2 separate regions of the Homo sapiens genome follow, and region 2 is linked to region 1. Evidence: read pairs that join two places in POLR2A ChIA-PET (ENCODE). Cell type or tissue: MCF 10A. All regions are shown on one strand. Links, peaks and the distances in the headings refer to the core of each region. The heading gives the core; the rest is flanking DNA. Region 1 has its middle 43 kb from the start of C6orf15. Region 2 holds the start of DDR1 (discoidin domain receptor tyrosine kinase 1).

The links. Peaks named below come from ENCODE experiments on the same cell type or tissue, not always from the same donor. Only the 100,000 strongest peaks of a DNase experiment are listed, where the experiment ranks them.
Region 2: POLR2A ChIA-PET joins it to region 1 with 30 read pairs; 3 of 35 experiments call an interaction of 5 or more read pairs at or near these places.

The regions. Positions count from the first base shown.
Region 1 is chr6:31,065,431-31,073,757 of GRCh38, reverse strand. No RefSeq gene overlaps it. Among named protein-coding and RNA genes, the nearest start is that of C6orf15, 43 kb to the left of the region's middle. RefSeq lists enhancers at 1,748-2,711, 2,712-3,676. In MCF 10A, for the core only: CTCF peaks have their summits at 2,883, 4,499 and 4,700 (motif pointing right); DNase peaks (open chromatin) are centred at 2,917 and 4,727.
Region 2 is chr6:30,880,945-30,889,271 of GRCh38, reverse strand. It overlaps DDR1 (discoidin domain receptor tyrosine kinase 1), which reads right to left and starts at 4,753. Exons shown (of 18, transcript NM_001297654.2): 1 at 4,562-4,753; 2 at 458-584; 3 at 262-364; 4 at 1-70. The coding sequence starts at 542. RefSeq lists enhancers at 2,346-2,852, 3,868-4,375, 4,445-5,218, 7,653-8,327. In MCF 10A, for the core only: no CTCF peak of the experiment used is centred there; DNase peaks (open chromatin) are centred at 3,051, 4,841, 5,221, 6,371 and 3 weaker places.

The DNA.
Region 1 (8,327 bases), core at 124-8,123:
GACATCCCCCAAGGAAGAGGGAATTCTGCCTCCAGGTTGCCCTTAGGCCTGAACTGTGACATTAACTTTTGTCTCCAAGCCTGCCAGTTTTCCCTGCAAATTTTGGACTTGCCAATCTCCACAATCGTGTGAGCCAATTCCTTAAAATCTCTCTCTCACCTATATGAGCTCCTTTGAGTGTGTCTTCTCATCTATATGAGAGAGAGAGAGAGACAGAGAGAGAGAGGTTTTAGTTCTGTTTCTCTGGAGAACCCTAATACAGTTATGGTTTCATTTTAAAACATTTTTTTCTAGTCTTTTCTTTATACCTAGGTGGTTGTTGTTGTTTAGGTTTTTGTTTTTGTTCTTTTTGAGGGGTTGTATTTTATTGTCACCAATTGCATATATAATTGTGTGTTCCTTAATTCCTTATATTTATTTATTTATTTATTTTTGAGACAGTCTAGTTCTGTCACCCAGGATGGAGTAAAGTGGCGTGATCTCTGTTCACTGCAACCTCTGCCTGCCGGGTTCAAGAGATTCTCGTGCCTCAGCCTCCCAAGTAGCTGGAATTACAGGCACCCACCAACCACGCCTGGCTAATTTTTGTATTTTTAGTAGAGATGGGGTTTTGCCATGACCTCAAGTGATCCGCCAGCCTCGGCCTCCCAAAGTGCTGGGATTACAGCATGAGCCACTGTGCCTGGCCTTTAATTCTTTTTAAATAAATTATTATGACACTATTGTCTTCTTTGTTAATATAAGTTTTAATAAAAGTCACTTAAGTGGCTTCCCAATGATGCACAAAGTACATAGTCTATAATTTATAGTTTTTACTGCTAAATGTTTCTGCTGCTTCCAATATTTTGTTAAGATAGTAAACTGTAATGCACTTTTTTTGTTTATAAAGCTTTTTACACAATTGAGAATTGGATAGATTCCCAGAAATGAGATGACTGCATTGAAGTCACAGGCTAAGAGACACAAAGAGAACAGCAGCGACCCGCAGCAAGCTGGGCCAGAGGCTCCAGAGACTGCTGTCGAGGCCTGCTGGGGAGGAAGCCATGGCCAGTGGGGGGGCCACGAGTGGGCACAGAATCCACCCTCAGCTCCCACAGCTGCCCTCAGCCTCATGTTTAATCAGGCTCCACTAAAGACCTAGGGATAACAGAAGAGAATTCCAGGTACACTTAAAACTGGAAATGAGACATGGTGCTTTCAGATTTCAGAGGCCCACGCCCCTCCCTGTATGCACTTGCTACAGGAGGCTTCTCTGCCTCACCTTTAGCACGCTCTGAGTTTTGGGGGCCAGCATAACTCCCCAAGATAGGTGGCTCCCTTGAGTGTGCCTTCACTATGCAAAATACAGGCTCCCAACTCTGTTCTTGTTCTGGTTCAAAGACAGCAGGAAGTTTCCCCACTCAATCCAGCTTGCGGCCCACCTACCTACCAGTACCTGTGTTCTTTAGGATGATTTAAAGTGAGAATGAGCTACTCTCTGGAGGAGAAACATCCCAACCTATGGCCTGTGACCTCAGTGCCTTATGACCTGTGAGAGAGACTACATGTCCAGCAGAAATATACATGTATTTCTCTGTGAGAGAGACTACATGTCCACAGAAAGCGAGCTCCGTGTAATTTACAAAGTTCTAGTAGTCACATCAAAAAGGTAAAAAACAACAGGTGAAATTAATTCTAATAGTAAATTTTATTTAACACAGCATATCCAAAATATTGTGATTTTGACAAGTAATAAACATAAAAATTATTAGTGAGATATTTTACTGTTTTTGTACTAAGTCTTTGAAATCTCATGTGTGTCTTGCACTTAAGAGCACATTTGTATTTGGACTAGCCACACTTCATGTGCTCAGTTGCTACATGTGGCTAATGGCTACCATGTAGGACAGCACAGACTTACTGCACAGCTTACCTGAGGAGATCCTAGCAATAAATACTTGTCTTGCATCGCATGTGTCTCAAGAATAAGTTATTATTATTAATTAGTTTTTTTTCCTTGAGATGGAGTCTTGCTCTTGTAGCCCAGGCTGGAGTGCAGTGGCATGATCTTGGCTCACTGTAACCTCTGTCTCGTGGGTTCAAGTGATTCTCCTGCCTCAGCCTCCCGAGTGGCTGAGATTACAGGTGCACACCACCACGCCTGGCTAATTTTTGTATTTTTAATAGAGATGGGGTTTCACCACTTTGGCCAGGCTGATCTCAAACTCCTGCCCTCGGGTGATCTGCCCTCCGCCCGCCTCCTCGGCCTCCCAAAGTGCTGGGATTACAGGCGTGAGCCACTGTGCCCAGCCAAGAATACGTTATTTAGTCTTGAATTACAGATTTCATTGAACATCTACAGATCAGTCTATGACGTCCTTAACTTGCTCAGTGGAGCCAGTTTTCCCCATTCCAAGATGAAAATATGGACAGTACTAAGACTGTTCTGATCTCTCTTAGGTCCTGTAGTTATTTTATATTACCAAACACAATGCCAATTCAGAAACTCAACGTTTAGTTCCAAAGGTAAGTCTCCTTTCCTCCAGCAAGGGCTTTGCAAGGATGGGAAGATGAGAAATGGGGAAACAGGTCCTCAACATTATGCATCTATCCTTCTTCTCCTGTCTTGCTAATGGTGGTTTCTAACCCTCCAAGGTTGAGTAGAATGGGGAAGGGTTGGGGGAAGGAGTGGTCTGGGGCGTGGAGCAGGCACGGTTTGCAAGAGGGCTTTGCATTCTCTGGGACTGGTAGGGGCTTACAGGGGATTCCTCCTCCTTGGGTGCTTCTTCCGAGACCCCTCACCCCTAATGCCATACAGTTGCAAATGAGGATTTCTTTCCACGATTTATTCCTCCCACAGCTCATAGGAATGCAGTAATCACTTCAGCTTCTCTCTGCTGAGGCCTGTTGATGCCTGTAGGTGGCCACATCAGACAGGATTAGCTCGGCTCCACATCAGCTCGCTTCCTAGCATGCCTCACACTAGTCTGCTGGAAATACTTACACAGCCTTGCCCTGAAAACCTGGGATACAGGTCCCCAGTGCCTCCTCCTTTCCTACACTCCCACTCCCAGGGCAGAAAACCAGCCTGTCTCCTACCATGAGGTCTGCAGACAAATGTCAGATGCCAGCCCATTGCAGTCTGTCCACTGGGGAGGGGGAAGCTTTATGCAGGACAATAGGAAAAAAGAGTGAAACTATTCTGAATTAGATGTTTATATACATAAAATGATATTGCTTGACACCTGAAGGGAACAAGAAAAACTCTGGAGCTTTCTTGATCTAGTGACATGAAAGAAAGATGAGGTCCATGTGCTGTGGCTCATGCCTATAATCCCAGCACTTTGGGAGGCTGAGGCTGGAAGATACCTTGAGTCCAGGAGTTCAAGGCCAGCCTGGGCAACATGGTGAGACCTAATCTTTATTGAAAAAATAAAAATAAAACGTAGCAGGGCATGGTGGTGCATGCCTATGATCCCAGCTATTTGGGAAGCTGAGGTGAGAAGATTACTTGAGCCAGTGAGATTAAGGCTTCTATGAGCCATGATCATGCCACTGCATTCCAGCAAATTAAAAAAACTTAAAATTTTTTTTAGGCTTGACTTGAAACTCAGAGACCTTGAAAAAGAAAGAAAAAGAAGAAGAAAGAAAGAAAGAAAGAAAGAAAAAAAGAAAGAAAGAAAAGATGGGACCATTGGTCGCCATGGACACTGTTTCCACAGCTACTTTGCTATTTTGATTGTCATTGCGTATTGTTTGAAAGACTCTGCTATGAGAAAAATATAACTATTTCTCAATTTAACCGTGATAGACTATAAGTAGATAAAATAAGGTTGAGACAGATTAAATAAACTATTAAGGGGAAGAACTAGACTAGAACCCAGGTTTTCTGGCTTCTTATCTGGTGTCTGTTTTCACTCTGAAACTCACTTAGGGTCACGGACTCACTGACTCACAGATTCAGTGTGACAAAGATAATCAGAAACCAAGTCACTGTAACAAAAGCCCCCTAAAGACAGGACACCAGCTCACTGCTGTATCCTCAGTGTTGACGTCAGTGTGCTTGTCCAATAATCCACACTTAATAAATGTGAGTAGAATGAGTGAATTAATTAATTAATGGTTTAGTTGTTTAGTTTGTGAGGGAACAAGTATCTGAAAATGTTAAATGAATCACTGAAAGTCATTTATATATATGTGTGTGTGTATATATATACATATATATATATATATTTTTTAAATACAGAGTCTTGCTATGTTATCCGAGCTGGTCTCCAACTCCTGAGCTCAAGCAAACCACTCGCCTCGGCCTCCCAAAGTGCTGGGATTACAGGTGTGAGCCACCTCACCCTGTAATATAATATAAATGCCGAAAGTCATTTATATTTTATAGGTTGTAAGACATATATTTATTTTCCCATTTATCATCTCTTGAATAGGGATGCGTCTTACAATCAATGGCGTGTCATAGTTTAACCCGCTGTGTTTTCCTCTTAGTGCTGCATGAAATAATGGTATGTTTTCCGGCAACGGAGCTTTAGATGCAATGAGGAGCAGCAGTTGTTTGTGGACATACGTTGTGTCTCATGTCAGTGAGTGCAAGGAAAGGGGGAGGTGGGGGTGACCCCGTGGGATGCAAAACAAGTCAACTTCTCCAGGCCCTCAGAAGTGGCGCTCAATCTCCAGAGAGGCGCCCATCTCGCAGAGGGCCACTACCCGGTCATTGCCACTAGGGGGCTACCAGACATTTCATCAGGAAGACACAGGCAGTCTTTGGGCCTCTCTTCCGACCAGGCCATTTGTTGCCATGGATATTGTTTCCATAGTTGCTTTGACTGTCACTGCATTTCCCCTGATTATCTGTTTTTGCATGCTGAATATATACTATAATCCAATCTTCATCCTCATCAATTTAACAATTTTATCATATCTAGATTTTTCAAATGGCCAGTTTTCATCAATTGTGACGTTCATGGCATTTGACTTTGTTAGTGAGTTCTGCTTTTGCAGCCCCTGTGTTCCAGTATACAATACTGCATTATACCTCAGCTCACTTCACAAATTGGGTATCCACTGCAAGCAACTAAGCACAAGTAGTGAATACTAATCCAAATGAAAGAATGGGTCTGTTGTGGTGTTAGCGCAAGAGAAAATTCCTCTGCTCCATGGTGCATTAGTAGTAGCTCATTTTGCTTGCTGCCCCATTTGATTACATTGTTGGTGGTAAATATCACTGCTGAAAGTTCCATGAATTTCTTAAAGGTCTCCAAAGAAGATGTGGAACATTGAAGCATTTCACAACGTTTGCATGTACATGACAGCAATATTCATTCGCTTCTGCCAGGCACCTTGAAGGCAAAAGCTATTTACATGGCTCTCCACTGTGTTCTCATAGCCATGCACAGGCTTATATGTCCTCTGCAAAGATGTGATAGATGATCAAAGGAAACATCCAGTCTCCTCCCTCTCCCTCTCCCTCCCCCTCCCCCTCCCTCTCCTCCCCCTCCCCCTCTCCCTCTCCTCCCTCTCCCTCTCCTCCCTCTCCCTCTCCTCCCTCTCCTCCCTCTCCCTCCCCTCCCTCTCCCTCTCCTCCCTCTCCCTCTCCCTCTCCCCACGGTCTCCCTCTCCCCCTCCCTCTCCCTCTCCCCACGGTCTCCCTCTCCCCCTCCCTCTCCCTCTCCCTCTCCCCGCGGTCTCCCTCTCCCCCTCCCTCTCCCCACGGTCTCCCTCTCCCTTTCCCCACTGTCTCCCTCTCCCTCTCCCTCTCCCTCTCTCTCCACGGTCTCCCTCTGATGCCGAGCCGAAGCTGGACTGTACTGCCACCATCTCAGCTCACTGCAACCTCCCTGCCTGATTCTCCTGTCTCAGCCTGCCCAGTGCCTAGGATTGCAGGCGCGCGCCGCCACGCCTGATTGGTTTTCCTATTTTTTTGGTGGAGACGGGGTTTCGCTGTGTTGGCCGGGCTGGTCTCCAGCTCCTAACCGCGAGTGATCTGCCAGCCTCGGCCTCCCGAGGTGCTGGGATTGCAGACGGAGTCTCAATCACTCAGTGCTCAATGTTGCCCAGGCTGGAGTGCAGTGGCGTGATCTCGGCTGGCTACAACCTCCACCTTCCAGCTGCCTGCCTTGGCCTCCCAAAGTGCCGAGATTGCAGCCTCTGCCCGGCTGCCACCCCGTCTGGGAAGTGAGGAGCGTCTCTGCCTGGCCGCCCATTGTCTGGGATGTGAGGAGCCCCTCTGCCTGGCCGCCCAGTCTGGGAAGTGAGGAGCGCCTCTTCCCGGCCGCCATCCCATCTAGGAAGTGAGGAGCATCTCTGCCGGGCCGCCCATCGTCTGAGATGTGGGGAGCGCCTCTGCCCCGCCGCCACGTCTGGGATGTGAGGAGCGCCTCTGCCCAGCCGCGACCCCGTCTGGGAGGTGAGGAGCGTCTCTGCCCGGCCGCCCCGTCTGAGAAGTGAAGAGCCCCTCCGCCCGGCAGCCGCCCCGTCTGGGAAGTGAGGAGCATCTCCGCCCGGCAGCCGCCCCGTCAGGGAGGGAGGTGGGGGGGCAGCCCCCGCCCGGCCAGCCGCCCTGTCCGGGAGGTGAGGGGCACCTCCGCCCGGCAGCCCCGACTGGGAAGTGAGGAGCCCCTCTGCCCGGCAGCCACCCCGTCTGGGAGGTGAACCCAACAGCTCATTGAGAACCGGCCATGATGACGATGGCGGTTTTGTCGAATAGAAAGGGGGAAATGTGGGGAAAAGATAGAGAAATCAGATTGTTGCTGTGTCTGTGTAGAGGGAAGTAGACAGGGGAGACTCCATTTTGTTCTGTACTAAGAAAAATTCTTCTGCCTTGGGATGCTGTTAATCTATAACCTTACCCCCAACCCCGTGCTCTCTGAAACATGTGCTGTGTCCACTCAGGGTTAAATGGATTAAGGGCGGTGCACCATGTGCTTTGTTAAACAGATGCTTGAAGGCAGCATGCTCGTTAAGAGTCATCACCACTCCCTAATCTCAAGTACCCAGGGACACAAACACTGCGGAAGGCCGCGGGGTCCTCTGCCTAGGAAAACCAGAGACCCTTGTTCACTTGTTTATCTGCTGACCTTCCCTCCACTATTGTCCTATGACCCTGCCAAATCCCCCTCTCCGAGAAACACCCAAGAATGATCAATAAATACTAAAAAAAAAAAAAAAGAAAAAGAAAAAGGAAACATCCATGCCACCTCCTTTCATGGGTAGAAGGTAGAAGCTGAAAAAGTCTTCTGGGTATGGAAACTCACGAATACCTCGAGGCCAACTTGGTTCAGGGTTGCTGCCTAAAAAACTCTGGGTGAGGTCCTGAGTTGAAAACAAAACATCTCTGCTTGTGTTCAATTTTCAAATTCTTTTGAGGGTGAGGCCTGAGAAGTCGCAAACATCTTAAAAAGCAGAACTCACTAGTAAAGGCAAATAAATGCCATAAATGTCACAATTGATGACACGTTCCCTACCATCCATCACACACACAAGAATGTTTTTTCTGTGTATCCACGACTTGTTTTCAGACTGGGGGCTCCTCAAGAATAGGGACTGTGTCTGGTTTTTCTTGCTTGGCTCAAAACCCAATACAGATTGGAGGAAAGATCCGAGAGCCTGCCATTGCAAGCCTAAAGAAGAGAAGACTGAAGGATAAAAGTGTTCATACCTGTGAGTGATTTTTGTAGAGACAGTGCAGAACAGTTCATCACTTGAGATTCAGTCCAAATGAGATAAAAAGTGAGTAATCCTGGAGCCAGGAAACCTGAGTTTAACTCCCTCACCCCCCACCCCTCCCTGCCACTTACCGTTAAGGAGGTTTGGGGACAATTTATTTAACTTCTCTGAACTTCAGTCTTTGCATTTCTAAGACAGGATGGTTCTCCTACCTCACAGAGGTGATGTGAAGATCAAAAGAATCCACATATGTGACAGCAGCTCAAAGTGCCCCACAAATATGTCACAAGTCTCCGGTCAGTTACCCTATCCCTTGGGAAGCTTTCCAGGATCTGCACAGGCTGAATGAGATCCCTTCTCTGGACTCTGCCCGAAAGCATTCCTTTATTGTAGCACTTAGCATGTTGCACTGTAATTGCTGGTTTTCTTGTCCTTGAGGGTAAGAACTATGTCATTCACTTCTGTTGGTTGGCTGCCTCTGTTCCCAAAAGAATTCCCAGCACCATACTAGACAGTTACTAAAGGAATCCTAGGCCAGGTGCAGTGGCTCATACCTGTAATCCCAGCACTCTGGGAGGCCAAGGTGGGTGGATCACAAGGTCAGGAGTTCGAGATCAGCCTGGCCATCATAGTGAAACCCTGTCTCTACTAAAAATACAAAAATTAGCCGGGTG
Region 2 (8,327 bases), core at 260-8,259, 180 kb after region 1:
GTACTCCTCCTCCTTGGGAAACACCGACCCTGCGGGGCACCAGGCCCCATCCCCGTCACTGCTCTCCAACCTGAGGGTGAAGAGGGGCACAGAGAACATCTGGCCCCAGGTCTGCCTCCATCTCCAGTATTTAAACCCCACTTCATTTGCCCCCTCAGCCTGCAGGGGTTTCACTGGCATGGGCAGAGGGGTTGGAGGGGAAGTAGAGGTCCCAGGAGCTCCTCTCGGGGCAGCTACAAGTGTGCCAGGTGTGCCAAGTACCTGCTGTGGCGGGCGGCAGTGGAATCTGACCAGGAGCTGGAAGCAGAGATGTCACTGTCTGGGATGGTCCGGTCCTGCATGCCCAGGGCATAGCGGCACTTGGCTGAGTAAAAAGCAGGCATGTAACAGGTCAAGGCCCCCAACTCTCTACCTCCCAAGCCCTGGCCCTCAGGGACCCATGATTCAGTCTCCTCACCAGGATCAAAATGTCCCTTCATGTCAGCATCTCCACTTGCCACCAAGAGCAGCAGCAGTAAAGATGACAGGGCCTCTGGTCCCATAGCTCCTGATCCCTCGGGCCTAAGGGGGTGGGGGCAGCATCTCTGCAGGGGATAAAATGGGTGGTGCGTAAGTTAATCAGGGGACTGAGTCATAGCTGACAGCAACAGACAGAATGGGCCGCTTTGGGGATAATAACAGTAAAACAACAACAACAGTCATTGTTTAACAGCATCAGCTATATTTTTAGAATGCTTCCCCTGTGCCAGACACTGGCCTAAACCCTTAAACAGAATCCATAATTTTATCTTCACAGTCACTTCATAAGGTAGATACTATTACTATCCATATTTAACACATGAAGAAACTAGGGCAGAGATCAGTTAAATAACTTCCTAAAGCCCCATTTCTCCAATCAGGAATGGGCAAAATATCCCCATAAACAACGGCTTAGAACAAACAACAAGTGTGCAAAAAATGTTTATAACACATACAACAGGAAAAGGTTTAATAACTACAATAAACTAAGGCCCCTTAGGAACTGACAAGAAAAAATATATAAGTAACCCAATAAAGAAACAGCCAAAGAATGTGAATAGTCATTTCACAGAAAAGCAAAGCCAAATTGCCAACAAACATTTTTTTTAATGGTCAAATTCACCAGCCTCAGGGAAATACCAAGCAGACTGACAAGATATTTTTTTAAGGCTGTAACATATAAAAGTGGTAGAAAGTGATGAAAAGGGAGGCACCATGCTCAATGGCAGAAATGAGTGTTATCTTCTATTTGGAAAGCAATCTAGCAATGTCTATTATAATTAAAAATGCACATCCTCTTCGACCCAGCATTCCCTCGAGAGAGAAGCACCAGGAAGTAAGAACATATGTGCAGGTCTGGGTCTGGTGGCTCATGCCTGTAACCCCAGCACTTTGGGAGGCCGAGATGGGAGGATCACTTGAGGCCAGGAGTTAGAGACCAGCCTGGTGAACATAGTGAGACCCCATCTCTTTAAAAAAAGTGAAAAATAAAAATAAAAAAGAAGATTTCAAAGATGTTTATTATGGTACCTTTTGTAAGACATAAATCTGTAAGATATGTGAATGCCCACAGGGGACAGGCTGGAATTAAAAAAAATAAGGTTTATTGACTACTATGCAGCTATGAAAAGTAACAAAGAGGCAATATATTCCTAACTTTGTGTGATTTCCATGTATATCTGTTGAATATGAAAAGCAAGCAACAGAAGTATAAAAAATATCCCACCTTTTGAAAATAGAATAAACAAGCACCCATGTTTGTATATATACCTGTGTGTACGTCTAGAAGGAGAGAATATATAATAGAATATAACAATAGAATACAATATAACAAGAGTTAACATGAACGGGGCAAAAGAAAAGCAAATTTAAAAAGACAGGTTGATTGTACTATTTTTCTAAATCTTGTAACATAAATGCATTTATGTAAAATCATAAGATATGTAAAAGAATATGAAAATCATTTTGACTTTTAAAAAATAAATATGTCCCAGGAAAGGTTGGGCAATTCCTTGTTGAGGATATGATAGAATTAAACATCAGATAAGCCTGGACCAGCTCACCCTGCTGCCCTCCCACATAGGAGTCCAGAATTCTAAGAGAAGGGCAGAGGGGACCCCAGCACCTTCTAGTCTTACTGTCCCCTATAGCCCTCTAGGCCCAGGGTGGTCCCTGGACCATCAGCAATACCTGGAAGCATGGAAGAAATCAGAATCTCAGGCTCACCCTTGACCTGCTCAATCAAAATCTGCCTTTTAACACAATTCCCAGGTGACCTGTGCCCATTAAAGTTTGAAAATCCCTACTCTGTTCCTCAGGCCCAGGAAGCTTACCCCACATAAAACTATTCTAAATGGCATCTCCTTACAAACCCAAGTAACTACTCTCCCCTCCCCTGCTGCAGGAAAAGCTATCCTAACCTGTACTGGTCTCAGAGCCCTGTACTGAAGTCTCCAGGCCCTGGAGTCCTGAGGGACTCGACTGCCACCTCTTATCAGGTTCAGGGCATCTTGGGCCCAGTTATCCCTGCTCTGCCTTCCTGAGACCCAGACATCCAGTCCCCCCAGTTCCCACTTCCAGAAGGTGGCTGCCTCTGAGGGACTGAGGAAAGGCTGAGTTGCCTTGGAGACGAGGGCGGGTCTAAAGACAAGGAAGGCAGGTCACCCCAGGAGGTAGGAGGAGTGGGGGATACTCCCCCATCCCTTTGTCCTCCTCCAGCTGCTCCCACAATGCACTAGGGCAGGAATGTAAGAGGCAGCTGAGACCCCAGAGCTCTGAAGCAGCAGCTGAGGGGGACGACTGAGTTGTGGGGGGCACTCAGAGGCTAGAACCAGAAGGCATCACGCCTGGTCCCTTAGGGTCCAGCGCCGGGGAGCAGGCTGCCAGAGTCCCAGGAGACTGGCTTGGAATTCCTGGGTGCCGCTCTCCAACCCCACCTCTCTCGGGAACAGCGGGGCTCTTGTTCCCCTAAGTAACCTTCATGCCTATCCCAGATGAGTCATCAGAGCCACACAGAGCCGAGAGGAGCCCGGGGCAGAGATACAAAGGCAGGCAGAGGATACGAGGCAGGCGGAGACAGAGCGAGAGCCACAATGCAAGAGGTAAATAGAGCAGGCTCAGAAACACGGGGCACAGAGCCAAGCAGAGGAACACGGAGAAGCACAGAGACGTCTGGGCTGTCTGTTCTCCAACACCCCCAGTCACCTCATCTCTCTCCACTGGGTCTTCAGTCCACAGTCAGAGACCCAGAGGGCAAGAGAGGACAAGCCCAGAAGACCTTCCCCAATCCCACCCCCTTCCACTCCATTACAACCAAAGACAAACCAGGGGCCAGGCCACCCTGCCTCAAGCCCTTCACGCTCCTCTCCCAACCCCCAAGTCCCACTCAGACAACACCCACACAGCTCTGTACACACACACACGGTGAAACACACAAACTTACTGAACTGGCTGTAAACAGCGAGGCTAAATGTGGCATGCACACACCCACCTCTCAGTGTCCCTGACAACCCTCACAGAGTTTCTGAGACAGAGCAAACACAGAAGCTCATGCATACATCAACCCGTCCACACCTTGGCATTCCTTCAAGTCCAACCCCATCGCTCAGTGAATAGCCACCTTCAGACACCTGTGAACATGAAATGACAGACACCACATGCTCCTGTGACCAAAAGACAGCATGAGACACACACACCCGGGCCCTTGGGCACAGGATCCCCAGAGAACTGGGGCCCAGCCTCTAACACACATGGGTGACCAAGCCAGAGGGACGTCGAGGGGGCAGGGAACAGGTGGGCGCTGGGTGGGAAGAGTGGCAATAAGGACAACAGCCTTTCCCTGCCTTTCCACTCACTCCCCTTTCACCTGTCTCCACCACACCACTCAGTCCTGGACACACCTACAGGCCCTCAGCAACAGCCAGCGAGCTTGGGCGCCTGCCTCTGGCTGCTGGAAGCGCTGGGAAGAAATGTTCAGCCAAGAGCCAGGCATGGGGGGGTGGGACCCTGAAGCTGGCGCTCACCGGCAGTGACATTCTCTCATGCCAGAGCTAATTGACCATCCAGCCGGGAAGAGTGGTGTCACTGGTGGGTTAGAGTGGCAGTCCCTCTTTTTGCTGGACTGTGACCAGACTGACCAACTGGGTGTTGGCTGAGCGGAGGCTTAGCAGTTAGATGCCCGCAGGGACTGGCCAGGTGGAGGGCAGGCGATAGATGAGCTGACTCAGTGGGGCTGCACAGGAGCACCTCCTCCCGGGGCTCAGTTCCTCCGCACTGAGTGAGAGGGGACTTGCCTCAAGGCTGGAGGCTCAAAACTCTTTCTGGGAGGTCACGGGCTTCACCTCCACCCAGTCCCCGCCCCCGGTTTTCAGACGGTATGCCAGAGCATCGGGGAGGCGGGCAGGGAGGCTTAGAAGAGCTGGACGACCAAGCATGGCTCGGGACGTCCTGCCTCCCCCGCCCCTCGCCCTGCAGGCGCCGCCGCGCGCCCCCACCCCAAGAGCCCCAGGCCTCCGCCCGCGGGTTCCGCCGCCGCTCTCCCTACCTCTCATCGCTCTTCCCGGCAGACCCAGGCGTCCGACCCGGGAGCGGGGCCTCTTCGGCGGCGGGGCGAGGGGCGGGGGAGGCGGAGGGAGCCAGGAGCCGGGAGCCGGGAGCGGGAGGCGCCGGCGGGGCTCGGGTGTCGGGAGGCGGCTCCCGAGAGCAGCTGTCGGGGGCCTGTTCCGGGGAGAGGAGCCAGGGCTGGGGCGGCTCGGGCCCAGGCGCCGCCTCCCCCTCGCCTCGGCTCCCTCCCTTCCTCCTCCCGCTCCTCGCTCCCCTCCCTCCCCTCGGCCTTCTCGCCGCGCGTTCGGGCTCGCAGCCCTCCCTTCCCCCTCCCGGACCCAGTAGTCCCAGTGGCTCCCACGCCCGGCGCCGAGCTCCAGGCCCCGCGCCCGCCACGCCCACCCCGCGCGCTAGCGCCCGGCCCGGCCTCCCCCAGGTAACCCGCCCGCCAAGCCCGCCTGGGCGCTCCCAGGCCGCCCAGCCGCCCGCGCCGCTGCCTCCGGCCGGCTCCGCGCCCAGCCCCCTCCACCCACTCGCAGCCCACCCCCGCTTCCCCAAACGAGAACCTCCAAAGCTGGCGCCCCAGGGGGCTGGCTGCAGTCCCGCTCAGGGCCCACGAGGGGAAGACGCCCCTCCTACTTCTGGGATCGGTTCCTGGTGGGAGAGGCAAAGGGGAGCAGCCCCAGGGCACAGAGGAAGAAGCAGGTTCCCACAGGCTCGGCCCAGCCCAGCTGCGGGAGTTAGCCCAGAGAAGGGAGCAGAGCTCAGGTCTCAGGGCTCACCTGTCCAGCCAGGCCCCAGACTGCTCTTCTCCCTCCACCAACCTTTGCTCCTCTCTCGCAGCCTGTGCGCTCCCGCCCCTACGACCCAACCTGGAAGGCCCCAGACCCTGAAGGCGGGCCCACTCTCTTCTCCTTCTCCTCTCAGTTCCTCTCTCTGAAGGGCGTTCTAAGGGACCCGGGGGTCCAGACGCCCAGGCCCTGATTCCCCTGGGCTCCCAACGGAGTGGAGTGGGAGGGGGACTCAGGAGTCCTCAGGGCAAGCCTCCCTCAGGCCCAGCCAGCTCTGGCCGTAGTGGGCCAGAGGGTCTGATCACTGGCCAGAAGAGGCCAAAAATGAGGCCAGGACAAAGTTGAGTGGTCGGGAGGAGGAAGAAGAGGAGCAGGAGAAGGATGGAGGCACACTGAAAATCACACACAGTCAAAAGGAAGGGGACCAAGAGACCCAGGGAAGATGAAACAGTGAGACTGAGTAGGCAAAGCAACTGAGAGAGCTACTGGGCAGAGGATGGAGCGGGACAGAACAGCTTGTGGTGGGAGGTGCTTTTTCCCCACTCAGCACTACCTCAGCCCCTCACCTCTCTCCACACCCCCACACCTGCTCACCACCTAGACAATGTCACGGTCACAGGAAGTTCTCGCTCCACTGCACATCTCCGCCCCAGGAACCTCACAGTAGATAAAAACATACCCTGCTTGCAGTCCCAGACAACAATCCCAAGAAAGAAACACGAAGTCCCAACCAGACAAGTACACAAAAGCACTACCAGGAAGAAGCTGGCCCTTGGGAAAGGCCGAGGCACACATGGGCACTAGTTCAGAAGCCCAAGGACGTTCCAACGGCTGAGGGACCTGCTAACAGACAGCCCCAGGGTCACTCGAAGAGCAGCTTCTTCCCGCCTTCCTGTCCCACCAAGCCCCCAGGGATTCATTCCCCCAGAACACCTACCCCTCCAGAGAACAGCAGCTGGGGAATCTAGGCCCAGGAGACGCTGGACTGGGGGTGGGGCCAGCCTGGGGGTGGGGCCAAGGCTTCCCAAGTCACCTCACCTGGCAGCCCACAGCCCCTCCTTCCAGGAGCTGTGCTCTGGGAAAGCCCCAACAGGCCTGCCAGGCAAGCTACAGCCCGTCATACCCTGGTGGGACATTCCACACCCCAGGCCCACGCTGACCCCAGCTAAGTGGCATGGCAGTGCCAGACAGAGGGGTCCACTGGGGAGAGCAGAAGGAGCTAGAGAGTCCTGAAACCTTTGTCCCCTCTTCTCACTGCCTCAGGAGAAATTCCTAGTGGTGATGCCCACCTCGCCCCAGCTCTAGGCTGGAGGAGTGGGAGGGATGCAAGGCTGGGGCCCAGTGGAGTCAAGTGACAACGGAAAGGGAGCTGGAGCCAGCTGGAATGCGGGACTCGGAGCCGAGATTCCCAGGGGCCTGAGAGGGAAATCCCAGCCATCCTGGGGCCCAGAGAGCAGCACCAAAGACCAAGAGGGCCTGATTACCCATCCGTGGTCCCCAGAGCCCATTCCACATCTCCTGCATCACTCCGAACCCCAGAGGCCCCCTGTGTCCCTGAGAACCCCCAAATGACCCTCTACCATCCCCTCCCATCCTGGGCTTCCCTCCCCTTCAAGCCAGTGGCAGCCTGCTGCCCAGGAAGGAGAGGATGGGAAACAGCTGAAAAAATGTGAGGAGAGGCACGTAGGAGAGGGGAGAAGGCAGCTTCAGGCCTGCAGACCACCTGGCCACAGGAGGGAAGCCCAGCACGACCAGCGAGCGAGAGGACGGACCAGATGGGCCCCCACACATACACTAGCTGCAGTCCCCTTCCGGGAGCTGCAGCTGCCTCTGGAGGAGCAGGCTGGGTCAGCAGCTGGGGAGAGTAAGAAGCGACGGGTGGGGGGCAGGGTGAAGGAGTGTACAAGGCTTTGGGTGTGAGTCAGACCTGATGCCACTGAATAAACTGGAAACTGAGGCCAGGGAGCGAAGGAGGAGATTGAGATGACGTAGCTCTGGGAGAGAGATGAAACAGCTCAGCTGTGGTTGGGGAAGAAAAGGGCAAGGGACCAGAAGAGGGAGAGGAGGCTGATGGTCAGATGGGGACAATGGTGAGAGAATTCCCAGAGAGACGGAGATGGACTGAGGTCAAGGCCAAGGAGACAGGTCTGAGAGAGGAAAAGGAGGATGAAGACAGGGCACACACAGCAAAAGGTGGGAAGCCCCAGGGGCTCAGAGGAGGAGACTGAAGTTTGGGAAGAAAAGGGCTGAACTGGATGAAGGAACTGAAGTGGACTCGGGAAGGAAACAGTGTTGGAAACAAACTCCTAAGAGAGGAAGGCAGGGAACTGAGGAGGCTTGAGAGCTGGGCAGACAGATCAAGGGGACAAGAAGCAAGGACAAGGGAAGAAGGGGCTGGAGTGAAACAGAGAGTGGAGGGAAAGAGGAGGGAGACTGGGGCGCAGAGTGTGAAGCTAAGGGACACGGGGAGATGAGAAGTATAAAAGGCTGAGAAAGGAAGAGGCACCTGCGGGACAGATGGGGACATGAGGACCAAAGAGAGAATCTAACCTGTTTCTGGACAACGGTCCCCCTTTGGGGACACCCTAGTCCCTCAGCCCATTCACCACACCATGGCACCCAACTCTATTCCCTCTCTTTCCCCTCCTCCCTGCCAGGCTCTGGGCCGCTCCCCTCCTCCCAACACACCTCCAGCCTCCAGCCGGGGACCGCCTGGTCCCTGCCCACAAGGGGAGGGCCCAGCTCCAGTGCCCACTCCTGCCCTCCCAGTTCATCTCTGGCTTCCCCCCTCTCACCTCCAGCTCAGGATTCTCTTAGGTCCCAGTCACCCCAGTCTCAGGCCTTTGGGGTCGGGTCTGGGGCTGCCAACGCTGCCTGGCTTTGTCCGAGCGTCCGGGGCCCCGGGCCCAGGAGGAGCAGCTGCCCGGGCCAGCTGCGGCTGGCTTCAATGTGACCATGGCAACCAAGTCCCGCTCC